2 separate regions of the Mus musculus genome follow, and region 2 is linked to region 1. A link is a loop called in an ENCODE intact Hi-C map of the cell type or tissue named here. Cell type or tissue: left cerebral cortex. All regions are shown on one strand. Links, peaks and the distances in the headings refer to the core of each region. The heading gives the core; the rest is flanking DNA.

What was found. Peaks named below come from ENCODE experiments on the same cell type or tissue, not always from the same donor. Only the 100,000 strongest peaks of a DNase experiment are listed, where the experiment ranks them.
Region 2: it touches region 1 in a loop (4-fold over the local background); 1 of 42 quality-filtered maps calls a loop at or near these places.

The regions. Positions count from the first base shown.
Region 1 is chr3:65,880,486-65,887,914 of GRCm38, forward strand. No RefSeq gene overlaps it. Among named protein-coding and RNA genes, the nearest start is that of Gm35039, 44 kb to the right of the region's middle. In left cerebral cortex, for the core only: no CTCF peak of the experiment used is centred there; DNase peaks (open chromatin) are centred at 4,336 and 4,980.
Region 2 is chr3:65,581,422-65,588,850 of GRCm38, forward strand. No RefSeq gene overlaps it. Among named protein-coding and RNA genes, the nearest start is that of Gm34924, 4.3 kb to the left of the region's middle. In left cerebral cortex, for the core only: no CTCF peak of the experiment used is centred there; DNase peaks (open chromatin) are centred at 4,245, 4,363, 4,570 and 5,153; H3K4me3 peaks cover 682 bases; H3K27ac peaks cover 355 bases.

The DNA of each region.
Region 1 (7,429 bases), core at 2,973-5,472:
ACTAATTTTTCCTTTGCAAGCAATTGTCAATTGGAAACAACTTCTTGGTCAGGGATGGGAGTTCATATCCATCTCCCCATCTTAGTGCAGGGATCTCATCTGGTTTGGATTTGTGTAGGCTGTAAGCATTCTGCCACAGTCCCGATGAGTTCATTTATGTGTCAGTCCTGTTGTGTCTGGAAAACACAGTTTACTTGATATCATCCACCCCTCCAGCTCTTAGAGTCTTCCTGAGTCCTGGGGTGGGGGTGGGGTGATGAAGACATCTCATTTAGGACCAAGTCTTCCAATGTCTCTGCACATTGTCCAATTAAGGGTCTCTGTATTGGTTCCCATCTCCTGGAAGTTTCTCTGATGATGGCTAAGTGAGATGCTGATCTATGAGTACAACAGAAGTCATTAGAAATCATTTTATTGCTGTGTTCCTTTACCAGAACAATTGGTTTCCCCTTAGGTCCATTGCCTATCAAGGCTCAGGTTCTTGGCCACTCTGACAGTGTCAGGCATGGGTCTCATCTCATGGACTAGGCCTTAAGTCCAATCATAGACTGGTTGGGGACTCCCACAACTTTTGTGCCCTAGTGTATTATGCAGACAGATCACCATTGTAGACTGCAGGGTTTGTAGCTGGATTGGCATTTACTCTCTTCAGGTATCATGCACAGTACCTTCCAGTACCATGAATACTATTCAGTACAGGCGAAGGCTCTAGTTAGATACCAACCTGATTCACCATGTTCAATGAGATATGCATTGTCTTTCAGTCTCCATCCCCCACCTCTCTTGAACTGTATATGCCATCTCCTCTTCCTTGGGAGATCCTACCCCATCCTAGTTTACTATATACCTACAATATACTCTATGATCTCTGTGGTTGTACTGATAGTAGCATATCTAGTGAAGGCTTAAATGCTAACATCCATACATAAGATATTCTCTTAAACATATCATATTTGTCTTTGGAGGTCTGGGTTACCTCACTCAGGATGATCTTTGTCTAGCTCCATCCATTTACTTACAAATTACATAATTTGGTATTTTTTTAACAGCTGAATAACATTCCATTATATAAAGGTACCACCTTTTAATTGCACATTCACCCACTGATACAGATCTAGGCTGTTTCTAATTCCATGCTATTATGACTAGAGCAGTAATGAGCGTGAATGAACAAGTGTCTGTAGTAGAGTGGAGAGTTCTTTGGGTATATGCCCCAGAGTACTATAGTTGGATCTTGAAGTATATTTATTCCCAGCCACATAAGTTTACACTTCCATCAGCAACAAGTGAGTGTTCGTCTTACCCCACACCCTTGCCAGTATGAGCTGTCATTTGTTTTATTAATCTTGGCCAATCTGGCCAAGATAAAAATCTTGAAGTAGTTTTGATTTGCATTTCCCTGATGACTAAGGGTGTTGGGCATTTCTTTGTTTCTCATCCATTTGTGTTTTATCTTTTGAGAAGCCTTTGCTTAGTCTGTACCCCATTTTTAAGTTGGGTTATTTGTTTTCTTGATATCTAGGGTGGTGGTAGTGGTTCTTCTCCTTCCCCTCCCCTCCCCACCCCTCCCCTCCCCCCTCCTTCTTCTCTCTCCTCCTTCTTCCTCTTCTTCCTCCTCCTTCCTCCTCCCGTTCCTCCTTCCTCCTCCCCCTCCTCCTTCCTCCTTCTCCTTTTTCTTCTTTAAATATTTTAGATACTAACCTTATATCAGATGTGTAATTGATAAATATCCATTCCCATTCTGCTTTGTCAGGATGGTGGTGTCACACTGCTCTAGCCCTGTGCCTCCCTGCTGTCATGCGCTCAACCATGATGAGCATGGACTCACCCTCTGAAACTGTAAGTTCCCATTAATGCTTTCTTCTGTAACTCTCCTTGGTCCCAGTGTCTCTTCACCACACTGGAAAAGCAACTAACACAGATTCATTTGAAAGATATGAAATACAGCCAGTGATAGTGACTCACACCTTTGAACTCAGCACTCGGAAGGCAAATGCAAAGGCAGTCAGATCTCTCTGAGTTCAAGGCCAGCCTGGTCTACAGAGTGAGTTCCGGGACACCCAGAGCTACACAGAGAAATGCTATCTCAGAAAACAAAAAGGTAAAACAGAGGGTGGGGTAGAGGGGTGAAGGATGTGACTGGACTCAAGTCCTGTCTTGTTCCAGCATCATGTTGTAGACCAAAAGACCTAAACAGGTAGAAAAACAGGAAGGAAAACAGCAAGCACTGAAAGTTGAAGAGAAACACAGCCAGATCTCTGTGCTGGACACCCAGAAGTCGGCAGAAGCTTGAGCCAGATCTGAGGAAGCAGGATGCTTCTGAGGAAGGGCATTAGAAAGGAGCCTTGCAGCAAAATGAGTGGATAGCTGCCAGTGTGTTACCAGCTGGTCTACCCTGTAGTTAGAAACAACTTTTTATAATACAGAAAATCGCAACGGATCTTCCAGAAGGAAACTACCCACAGGTCTCTGGAAGTTAGAGTCTTTGATTTTATAACATTATGAAGACCATCTGAGCTGGCTAATGTATGTCTACTTGACACAAGCTAGAGTCATCAGAGAAGAGGAAAACCTCAACTAAGAAAAAAATAGGCTGTAGGCAAGCCTATAAGGCATTTTCTTAAGTAGTGATGGGTGGTGTGTGTCTAGACCATTGTGGGTGGGGCCATCCCAAGGGCTGGTGGTCCTGATTTCTATAAGAAAGCAGGCTGAGTAAGCCATGAGGAGCAAGTTAGTAAACAGCACCTCTCCATGACCCCTGCGTCAGCTCCTACCTCCAGGTTTCTCCCTTGTTGGAGTTCCTGTCCTCACTGCTTTTGATGATGAATTGTTATACCAAACCATAGTGAAACAAACACTTTCCTCCTAAGTTGATTTTGATAATGGTGTCTCATCATAGCAATAGTAACCCTAACTAAGACACATCCAAATCTCTCCTTGAGATTTTCACCACCACTGGTCTCAGGGTATGTGTCCTGATCATCTATTTCTTGGATAATTATTTACTATGTTCTAAAGGTATGCAAACCAACATATGCAAATGTATTGATGTTAACACTGGGTAGCCAGAACTAGTGCTCATTCCAAACTATGAGAAAGATCCTGCTGGGTGGTGGTGGCGCACGCCTTTAATCCCAGCACTTGGGAGGCAGAGGCAGGTGGATTTCTGAGTTCGAGGCCAGCCTGGTCTACAGAGTGAGTTCCAGGACAGCCAGGGCTACACAGATAATCCCTGTCCCCGGAAAAAAAAGAAAGAGAGAGAGAGAGAGAGAGAGAGAGAGAGAGAGAGAGAGAGAGAGAGAGAGTCCCACAGAGACAGGAAAAGGCACAAGTATACATTGGCCTTGCTCTATCCTGGATCTTTCTTTTTTCTCCAGAAGATTTATTTTTATATAACATGTCTATCTGTCTGTCTGTCTGTCTGTCTGTCTGTCTGCTTATAAAAGCCAGAAGAGATTGTCTGATAGTCTGAAGCAGAAGTTGCATGTGGTTGTTAGCTCCCTGACATGGGTGCTGGGAACAAAACTCAGGTCATCTGGAATTGCAGAAAGCACCAAGACATTTCTACCCCTGTACTGTGCTTTCGTAGTCATGGGCTCTCGTTTTATTTATGTAATTTGGAGGACACTATTTCGAAAAGTCAAGGAAATGAACATTCCAGGAGACAAAGTAACCTGACTAAAGTCACCCAGCTAATAATCAGTGAACCAAGGATTTGAACTGACTCCCGGGCATACAGAACACAGTGTGTAGCCCGCAGAACCCAAGCAGATATAAGGTACACACAATCTTAGTCGACAGCAAAATTCTTGACAAATATTTCTTTTTACTACTTTAACATTACAGATTGGGTGAGTTCCAATTCACACAAGTTCAGAATTTTAAGTCATTTAAGTACATCAGAATTCACGGGATTCCAGAAGCAAAACTGGCTCTGAGATGCCCCAGAGCACCACAGGCAATGGTGACTCCATGCGCAATTTCCTATTTCAGCACTTGGCCCAGGTACCTCACACAGGACTGAAGATGAGAAGGAGATACCTAGGCAAATCTGCCTAATTTCCCTGAACTCTGTGTAGTCCAAGTACCGCAGCTTGACACATCCATATGGCTTTGCTTTCTTGGGCAATTGCAGCCTTGGCAGAGAATGAGAACACCCGCCCTTGACAGGAACTGTATGTGAATGAAAGGCTTCAGGTGCTGGGCTGGCTCCCGACTCCTCTGCAAAAGGAAGTGCCTCCCACTTGGCTTGGTGCAGCGATGGTACAGGTGAGTCACCACATTGCCAGCCAGGCAAGTATTTTAAGAAACATGAAGTGTAAGCAGGAACCAGCAGAGAAGGACGAGGACTGAAGTGTCGCCATTAGCTCCGAGGGTGTCTTGTTGTCATGGTGCTAGGAAAATCACTTCCACTTAGAGTTCCACTCACCAGCTGTTTTGCTGGAACTTTTTTGCACGGGAGGCTGGTAGCCACCCCAGCACAGGCGTGGGCCACGGGTGTGCACACATGAACACCTGTAGCAGACACCCACTCCAGAGGCCTTACATTGCTTGTCTGACGCATGCCCCTACCTCGTGTGACATAATCGGAAGCTTTGGAGTAGAGTCAGCAACAAGAAGAACCACCTCAACCTCTGTTTCCCCTCTGGCATACCACCGTTGCCCATCCTTTGAAACACTATTTCAAGGCTCAGGCCTTCGACCAAAGGTTTGCAGCCTTCCCAATGCTGTGACTCTTTAATACAGTTCCTCATCGTGTGGTGATGCCCCAACCACCAAATTATTATCGTTGCTACTTCGTAACTGTAGTTTTGCTACTGTTTTGAATCATAACGTTAATATCTGATATGCAGGTGGTCCTAAGGTGACCCCTGTGAAAACGGTTTGATCCCCCCAAAGGGGTTTTGACCCACAGGTTGAGAACCACACACTGCCTTAGACCATTATGGGGGTAGATTACTTCAGGTTCAGCCAGAAGCAGGGGTTGAGGGTGGGATGAGGAAAATCTCCCCCAAAAAGTAACACTGGGACTCCTTGCCAGCCTGCATTCCATAGCGTGCTGCTAGGAAGATGACTCCCCACAGCCTTTCTTGGTATCCACAACTGCACTGCACTGAAGGGAAGGGCAGATGCTGACTGCTGCCCAGAGGCGGCTTCTGTGGGACTGTTCCTTTCTTGGATACCATCAAAACCCCAACCAACAAACAAACAAAAAAGTCTGAATGAGTGTTTAGGAATGATTGACCAGTGTGAGCAATTAGGCCTCCTCTTCCTGGATGTTTATAGCCTGAGACATGAGACAGCTCACCCTCAGAGACCTCCTCCTAAAACTAGCTTACCCCTCCCCTGTGCAGTACCTAGCAAACACAGTGAGGTTTCATGTTGCAGCTGTTAGAGAACCTCACCTGCTCCCAGTTTCATTATATCTGTCCTTTCTTCACTTTCTTGTGATCCAAACAGCGTTGCAGAATTCAAACTGCACACTTCATGGTGGTAATACATGTGCTGAAAAATCCACAGTCCCTAATTCAAATCCCAGGGGTGAGTTAGGCATGGCAGAATTGGGGGAATCTGATAAAAAGTCAAAGAATGTGCATACCTCTGGCTACATGACACCCTATAGCATCTGCAGCCACATCCTGTGTTCATTTCTCTAAATGTCTCTGTTGCAGAAATAGAATGTAGGGAGCCTATGTCAATTCAAGAATGACCTTTGTATCAAGTGTGCTCATTTCAGGACATATTTTGCTTCCACATAAGTTATAAGTGCATTTTTTTTCTTTTTGGTACTCAGATCTCTTGGGGTTTTGAAACTGTAAAGTTGCTTCCTCTTCATCATAGAGATGAACAGCCTGGGAGGGAGGTTTGCCACATTGGTTAATCTATAGGAGAGATGAGGCTGAGCTCCTAACCCCCAGTGAGGCTCCGGAATCCATGGACACATGGAGTGGTGGCTAGTCTTGGTTGTCAATGTGACTATATCTGAATTGAGCTACAATCCAGAAATGGAGGGCATGCCCGTAAAAATTTGTCTGCTTTGTTTGAAGTGGGTGAATCTATTTCTAATCTGGACCTTTGAGGCAGGAAGCCACACCTTTGATCTGGATCCTGAACCTGGAAGACACCAGTCTTTTACTTGGATCTTGAGATGGGAAGACATACCTTTAACATGGCCCATACCTTCTGCTGGAAGTCTACCCAAGAACATAGAAAAAGGAGCTCTTGCTTTTTAACATTCTTTTTTTTTTAAAAAAAGATTTATTTAGCCGGGTGTGGTGGCGCACGCCTTTAATCCCAGCACTCAGGAGGCAGAGGCAGGCGAATTTCTGAGTTCGAGGCCAGCCTGGTCTACAAAGTGAGTTCCAGGACAGCCAGGGCTCCACAGAGAAACCCTGTCTCGAAAAACCAAAAAAAAAAAAAAAAAAAAAAGATTTATTTATTTTATGTATATGGGTACACTGTAGTGTACAAATGGTTGTGAGCCTTCATGTGGTTGTTGAGAATTGAACTTTAGGACCTCTACTCGCTCCAGTCAGTCCCACTCGCTCCAACCCAAAGATTTATTTATTATTATAAATAAACACACTGTAGCTTTCTTCAGACACACCAGGAGAGGGCATCAGATCTCATTACGGATGGTTGTGAGCTACCATGTGGTTGCTTGGATTTGAACTCAGGACCTTTGGAAGAGCAATCAGGGCTCTTAACCGCTGAGCCATCTCGTCAGCCCCAAGCTTTTGCTTTTTACGTGCATGCCCTTGTCTTGCTGACACATCCATTCCTTCACTGGCACTGGAGCCTATTTCTTAAGGGGAGCAGCTTTGTGGGTCCAAGCAACCTCTAGACTCTTAAGCTTTACAGTCACAGCTAGCCATTGTTAAATTAGCTGGACCACAGCCTGCAAGTCTTTCCAATAGATTTATTCCATAAGTTCTGTGGCTCTAGAGAACACTAACCAATGCACATGCTTCTGGTGGGATGTGTCTCTGCTGCCTGCCTCAGTGGGCCTGGCATACCAGTAGAATGAAGATCACATCAAACTTACAGCCCTCCAGTGAGGATCTAACATGTTATAGATGATTTCTGCTATAGACTCCATTGAGCCCTACCAAATCCACACATAGAAATCCTAGTCTCAGTATCTCAAGATATATAACCTTATGCAAAAATACAGTCACTGCAGACATGAGTCAAGATAAGGTCATTGGAACAGATTCTAATTCAGTAGGGGTGGTGTCCTTAACAAGAGACTTTGGGTGTAGAAAAAGATGCACAACACTGGGGTGATGATGGGACATGCCTTTAATCCTAACACTTGAGAGGCAGTGTCAAGGCCAGCCTGGTCTACAGAGCAAGTTCCAGGGCAGCCAACGCTACAGAGAATCCCAGCTTAAAAAACAAAAACAAAACGAAAGTTACATGTGTGCGA
Region 2 (7,429 bases), core at 3,122-5,621, 300 kb before region 1:
ATGGCTTGAGAAGTCCTCCATGCCCTCTGGGAACTCTACACAGCTTTCCTTACTTAGTAGTGTCAAAAAAAAAAAAAAAAAAAAAAAAAAAAAAAAAAAAACCCGCTCAAGGTAAAAAGCTGAATGGAGATGATTTCACTGATAATATTTTAAGTGTGACAAACAGAATCAGATTGCATAACTAGTGCATTCTAAGCTGAAGCCTTGTTAGATTGCATAACATGCTGGACTAGGGAATAAAGCAGGTAGCCATGGATTCCTGGTGCTACCAAGATGTCTATAAAGCAACACCTATCTGGTAGAGCCATTTCTCAGGCCCTCTGTCTTGAGGCTTCACAGGAGCTCAGCACCCGAAGACTTCTGAAGAGCCTGCTGTCAATGGCGAGCTGCCAAAGTACTGAGTCAGACGTGACACTGCCCACAGTGCAGAGCCCGGTGGTGTTGTGACCCAGAATCCTGTCTCTTGCAGGTGCCTACAGAAATTTGTGGTGTTTATATGTTCTTTAATGGTGGCACACCCCTTTAATCCCAGCACTTGGGAGGCAGAGGCAGGTGGATTTCTGAGTTTGAGGCCAGCCTGGTCTACAAAGTGAGTTCCAGGACAGCTAGGGCTACACAGAGAAACCCTGTCTCGAAAACAAACAAACAAACAAACAAACAAACAAAAAAAGCCTCAAACAGCCCTGCAGTAGTGGCACAGACCTTTAATCCCAGCACTTGGGAGGCAGAGGCAGGCAGATTTCTGAGTTCGAGGCCAGCCTGGTCTACAGAGTAAGTTCCAGACAGCTAGGGCTACACAGAGAAACCCTGTCTCAAAAAAAAAAAAAAAAAAAAAAAAAAAAAAAGCCTCAAAAAGTCTACTGCAGGACAGCAGTTGTTGAATGTCACCTTGCAAATCCCAAGGGAGCTCTGGGTTATTTAAGGTGGTCCATTAGACGAAAACTAGTCCCAGAGCCTTAGAATGCCCTTTATGCTTGTGGCTGTGTCGACACTTGCACTGATGATGTAATAGCAATGATTAAAAAAAAAAGGTAATACCTTTGCACACAAGGAAGTAGGACCAAACTATTAATAGTCAGAGTTCTCCACTGGCACACATTGGTGACATCAACAAACAAAACCAAACAACCCAACCCCCCAACAAGGAGACTAACAAAAAACCCTGCCAAATCCATTAAAAATGTCCCTGGCAAAGCCGTGAAAATTGTTCACCTTAGCCTATAGGAGTAGAGCCTTTTTGTAATGTATATCACAGGAACCCTGCATGAGGTACATGTACTGCATGCTGATGCACACACAAAAAGCATAATATTCGTTGAGTTACAAGCTCAACTATCTGCTTTTGTCACAGATGTTAGAAACTTGGAAAAATGAGAAATAACGTTGAGAAACTATTTTCACTATTTTATTTGGGTTGAGAAAATGTGGTTTTTAAATGAAGACTGTTGCTTATATTAGCGTGAACTAATGAAGTTAAAGTTATTTTTAAAGAAAATCAAATTTGAAGCTTCTGTTTCAATGTTTTATTTTTAAATTACTTATCTTTATTGATTTTGTATTATGTGTATGCTTCTCTGTGTCTGTGTAGGTCTGTGTGTGGGTGTGTATACTTAGATACCAAGCCCGTGGAGACCAGAGAGGGCATTGGATGCCTGGAAGAAGGGCATTGAAAGAAGAGTTACCGATGGTTGTGAGCCACCATGTGGGTGCTGGGAATTGAACTAGGGTCCTCTGGAAGAGCAGTCAGTGCTCTTAACTGCTGAGCCATCTTTCCAGCCCCCTCTTTCAAATTTTAGTCTTTCTATAGACAGAATATAAACAAATGAGAGCCCTTTAGGATCCTCAGTATTTTTAAGACTGTGAAGGAGAACTGCTCAACTAGGAAATGTGATCGCTTAAAGCCACACCTAAGACTACTCTAGTGAATATTCTGACTTTGGGTTCAGATTCAAACTTTACTACATGCTACCTGTTTAATGTCATGGATCAGTTAGTTGTTCCAAACTTCTCTTCCTTCACCGCCCCCCCTCCCCAAAATGGGAATGATATTTACTGTATATATCTCCTGAAGAGATGAGAAAATATATCTGATACTCTTAATTAACATAAGACCTAGTGTCTTGTTAGGGTTTTACTGCTGTGAACAGACACTATGACCAACACAACTCTTATAAGGACTACATTTAGTTGGGGCTGGCTTATAGGTTCAGAGGTTCAGACCATTATCATCAAGGCTGGAACATAGCAGCATCCAGGCAGGCATGGTACAGGCAGAGCTGAGAGTTCTACATCTTCATCTGAAGGCTGCTAGCAGAATACTGGCTTCCAGGCAGCTAGGATGAGGGTCTTAAAGCTTACAACCACAGTGATATACTTCCAACAAGGCCACATCTACTCCAACAGGGCCATACTCTCTAATAGTGCCACTCCCTGGGCTGAGCATATACAAATCACTACACCTAGTAATAATGTTCAAATATTAGCTGACTGAATAATTGTAAGAAGTTCAGATATGAACGGATGCTTTTGGTGGCAAGGAACAGAAATAGTTTTGAAGGTTGGGAAAAGCGAAAAAAAAAAAAAAGAAAGAAAGAAATAGGAAGCAACCTCAGGGTCTACCAAGTTTAACAGAGGTCTAGAACACCAAGGTTGGCAGACTGGCTAAATAGGACTCCTCTGGGAGTTACTGGGAAATATCACTGAAATTGTAACTTGCATATGAACTGCCTGAGATGTCAAGCACATGTAAGAAGCCTCGTATCATGTACATGCTGCTAATCTATGGAGCGAGCTTGAGTAGCAAGATGGAGACCTCCCACCTCCACATTATTGATTCTGAGTCTCCCAGAGGGGGCTGGCTTTCGAACTCTGGGATCGGTAAGGTAAGGCAGCAATAATATGCACTATTGACATTCATTCATTTGCACATTCAATCAATAGGCTCCCGTGTCCTGCTAAATATTTTGCATGCTTCCTGCAGACACTATAAAGGGTCCACATTCTGTTGGACAGGAGGAGCAGGCTGACCTATTTGCTTGTGTCTTTAATGCAATGTGAGAAGATGCTCTGGTTAAGATGTGTACACAGTGTTCTGGGATCCAGGATCCAGGAGTGAGTCACTGCTGACTGAGGTTGACAAGGAAGATGCAGAGAAGAAAAGCTAAGATAGGGTGAGTGTGGGAGGGAAAGAAAGAGTCAAAAAGAGTCCAGAGCTAGACAAAAAGAGGCCTTGAGCTCTATTAAATCACACTACAGTCTGTCTGTCTTTCTTTCTTTCTTTCTCTCTCTCTCTCTCTCTCTCTCTCTCTCTCTCTCTCTCTTTCTTTTTTTTTCTGAGACAGGGTTTCTCTGTGCACCCCTGGCTGTCCTGGAACTCACTCTGTAGACCAGGCTGGCCTCGAACTCAGAAATCTGCCTGCCTCTGCCTTCCGAGTGCTGGGATTAAAGGCGTGCACCACCACCACCCGGCTCACACTTCAGTCTTGATTGCACTCAGAGAGCTTTTAAGAATACTGATGCCTATGTTACCCTAGATTGACTAAATCCTACTTTCTTGAGTGTATGTGTGTGTTTGTGAGAGAGAAAGAGAGAAACAGAGAGAGACAGAGAGACAGAGACAGAAAGAAGGAGGGAGGGAGAGGGGCAAAAGGGGGGGGGGAAGTGTAGTTGATTGAATGCTATAGGGTATCAGGATTTTAGAGCAAGCAATACCATACATAGCCTAAGTTGAGAACCAGGACTATAAATGAGCAAGTGACCGCCCAACTTATTTGCATAGAGCATGCTCTTCAGCACGGATCATGCCTATTCTTCTTAAATGCACTTTTCATGTCAATTTGATATTCAAAATCAGAATTATTTAAAAGCTTTTATGCGCCAGAGGCCATGTGATAGGCATTGGACTGTCACCCCCTGCCCCACCCAGGGGGCTGTGGGTGTAGGCAGATGAAACATGCCCTTTGTTCCCTGGACAGCTGGGTGAAAAGCTTATCCCTGTGAAGTTAAGAGCCCTGGGCAGAGGGCACCTCTTTCACAGGCCACAGGACCTTGGAGTCCCTGAAGAGAGTTGCCTGCAGAGTGTGTGCAGTGCGCATGCCTTTTCCCACCCTCCCTTACTAATGGGGGAACCGAGGGATATTTTTACTTATAAGATGAAAAGATGAACTTTCCACATCGTGACGGCTGGCAGACGAATCCTTCCAACGGAGCTCTACAGTACGATTTTGCTCTGTCTGTACTAGCTTTTTGAAGTCTGTACCCAGCTACTAAAGTGTCATAATTAGGAAGAAAAAAAATCTCTTCTCTCATGCCTCCCCACTAAAGTCCCTGCCACCATCTTCAAAGTGTCCAAATGTTGCTGTGACACGTCTGTGGTTGTTGTTCATCAAGTGTCTGAATTTCAGAGCTGTTCCAAGTCTCTAAAATATGTAGTTAAAAGGGATTCCAACCATGAGACATAAACACAACTAAAATCGGCCCTCCAGATATGTTTATGTGCAGTTCCATCCCCCAGGTTTTAGTCAATAAAATATTCAGCCATTTTTAGTGGAATGGACCAAGCACTTCCTGTAGAGGATACAAGAGAGTGGACACTACCGTTATGCAAACGCAGTGGCCGGCGGTTCCTGCTGTGGACAGACTCAGTGTAGCCTTAAAGCTTTTTTTGAGACAAGGTTTCTCTGTGTAACCCTGGTTGTCCTGGAGCTCACTCTTAATGCTTATTTTTGAGTGTGTTCTGTTTTACAACTTCCTACCCAATACACAGGAACCGAGGTACTCCTTTTCTGAATTAAAAATTTCAGGAAGCCTGGTGTGGAGGGGAGGGGTGGAATAGGGTGGGGGGGGGGGCGGATAGGGGACTCTACCATCCACTCTCCCACCTTCCCCAAGACGGTACCAGAAAGAGGCCTCCTGCGTTCGTCCAGCGACTACAAACTCGCTGGATTAGATCGCTTTCCTAGGTGATAGCCCAGGCTTTCCCCTCAATTGGATGATGAGTAATCACTTGAAAGGAAGAATTTAACACGGAGATCTTCCGCTTTAACGACAAGAACTGGGGTGTATGTAAATTACAGTCTTTCACTTCTCCGGCTGTGCAGATGTGACTCAGAATTCACACCACAGCTAATGCGGAGAGCGAGCTGGCTTCCACGTACACAAGTGTGCCAGCGTGTGGGTGGCCCAGGGCCGCCCTCCCAGGGTTTGAGTCCGCGCGTGCGTGTGTGTTCGGTGGGGGGAAGGGGATGTAGACAAAGCTGACTCCTGACAACTTACAAGAATATGTAACTAGCAAACCGTCTCAACAGCCTCAGCGGTCAAAACCTGCATTCCCTCAGCCTTAGAAAAGGACTGTGCTTAGCAAACTCAGTTGAGAGGGGCCAGCCATTCCAGTGGCTGCGGGATTCTCAGAGCAAGTGCGCCTCACCCAAGGTCCTGCTTGGAAACAAACAAGCTGGCCTTCGATCACAGGAAGGGAGTGGAACCTCCCTCAATGTGTCGGTTTTAATCTTGGTTCTGGGGGACATTAACTCCCTCTTCGTGGATCACTGATTGCTTTCAAAATACCAGGAATCATTATTTTACCTTACAGGGTTATTGTATGCTAGGACTAATTTAGCTAAGGCTTGTAGAAGCCAGTAGATGCTGAATGACCTTATTAGTTCCCCTTTAAAAAGCTCTTTAGCATCCCTGGGCAGCTGATTTGATGAGAAGTGCCTACTTACTGTGACCCTCATGTGTAGTCCTTCTTCGAACTCAACCTCCCAGGGCTTTTTAGTCCCTTTGATGAATAAGTACTGCTTCCAAATGAACCAAACAGTAAGCAGGGATGTGAATTTTGTCTGTGGGAAAAAAAGAAAATCAACCCCAGTGTTCAAGGGGGAAAAATCATGCTAATTAGAAGGGAGACAAACAGTGAGCCTTTTAGAGATGGGACAGGCGAAGGTCTGGCTTTTAAGTGTAACCTAAAGTGATGGAGATTCAAGTTGAAGAACTTGCTCATGTCCTCAAGATCCTTCCCAAGGCACTGTCACCATCCCCTTCCTTTCTCCTCTCTGCTCTTCTCTCAGTGCCAAACAGAACAGCTATAGGCATGAGCCTGTGCAAGACACATCTGTGCATCTTGGGTGGTGCAGCAAGCACAGAGTTCAGGCATGCCCCTCTCTGCTCTGCCATGGCACATTCTGCTCCTTGGAGGGAAGTAATCTCAGAATTACTATACTCCCAGAAGCCAGCCCTCAGCAAAGAGTCTCCTGGACCTCCATGCAATCTCTCTGTCTGTCTCTGGGGATACACCAGGGTGTGCCCAGCTCATTTTGCATGACGGTTTTAAAGCTGCTGTTTATGAGTGTTTTAAATTTTTTACTTAATAAAGGAACCGATGCTTTACAACTGGAGATCAGTTGCTGATTAGCATCCATTCCGCCAACGGTTGTAGCTGCTGCTCATCTTTCCGAGGTCTGTGAGCCCACAGCTGTCTCTCCTCTCCTGTGTTTTCTCTGAAGCAGTGTGTCTCTGCACTTCCCTCCAACTTTGTTTTGGCTTAGTAATTCTATCTTGCTTACACAATTGCTCAGTCTTTATCCTCCTGTTTTTGATTACCAACTGGTGTTTATTTTAAATGCAGTTACTGGCCAATTAAATAGAAATTAGCTACATTTAAAGACAGGATTCCAGCTTACTGTGCCTTTCCTTTCCTTTCCAAAAAACAAAAAACAAAAGCAAAAAAAAAAAAAAAAAAACCCCAAAACAACCTAACACTCATCTTTCTTGAGACAATTCTCAGAATAAACATTCCAAAGACAAAGACCTGTGAGGTGTCAGGGCCCCTTAGGACAGCTACCTGCTGGATCTGTAGCTAAAGGAGTACAGAAAGGATGCTCTATTTGCCCAATAGGAGCCAGAGCAAGCTAGGATGTAACAAGAGCCATTTCCTGTTGTGATTTGGTCAAACCATTTTTGATTCAAGACAGACTCTCCTACCAGAGCAATTCAGGCTATTTCATTGAACAAGAGAACAAATAAATGAATAAAACTTCCTTCTGCCTCACTTTGTTGTTCAGGCAGCTGGAATGAATCTTCCTTTCCACACGAATATTGACCACTACTTACTGGGTAAAGAAAAAAATCAGGGGCTGGGGCTCCCTTCCTGGGCTGGGTGGAGCATATGGGCTAAATTACTTAGATGGGGCCTAAAGCCTGGACTTTACTGTAACAAGCTGTGCTGAGGCTGTGGGGGTTGTGGAGCCTGGGTCTGTGACTACTGATATGCTTCCCGGGTCCTAGGAGCTGGCCTGAAACTTTTGTACATGGAGGTCAGCCTGGCACCAGATAGGCCTTGAGCTTGAGTCTGCATGGACAGGCCTATGCCTTTAGCGTGTAGGAGCCAATCAGCCTAGAGCCTCAGTCTAGAGGAGTCATCCAGAAGTTA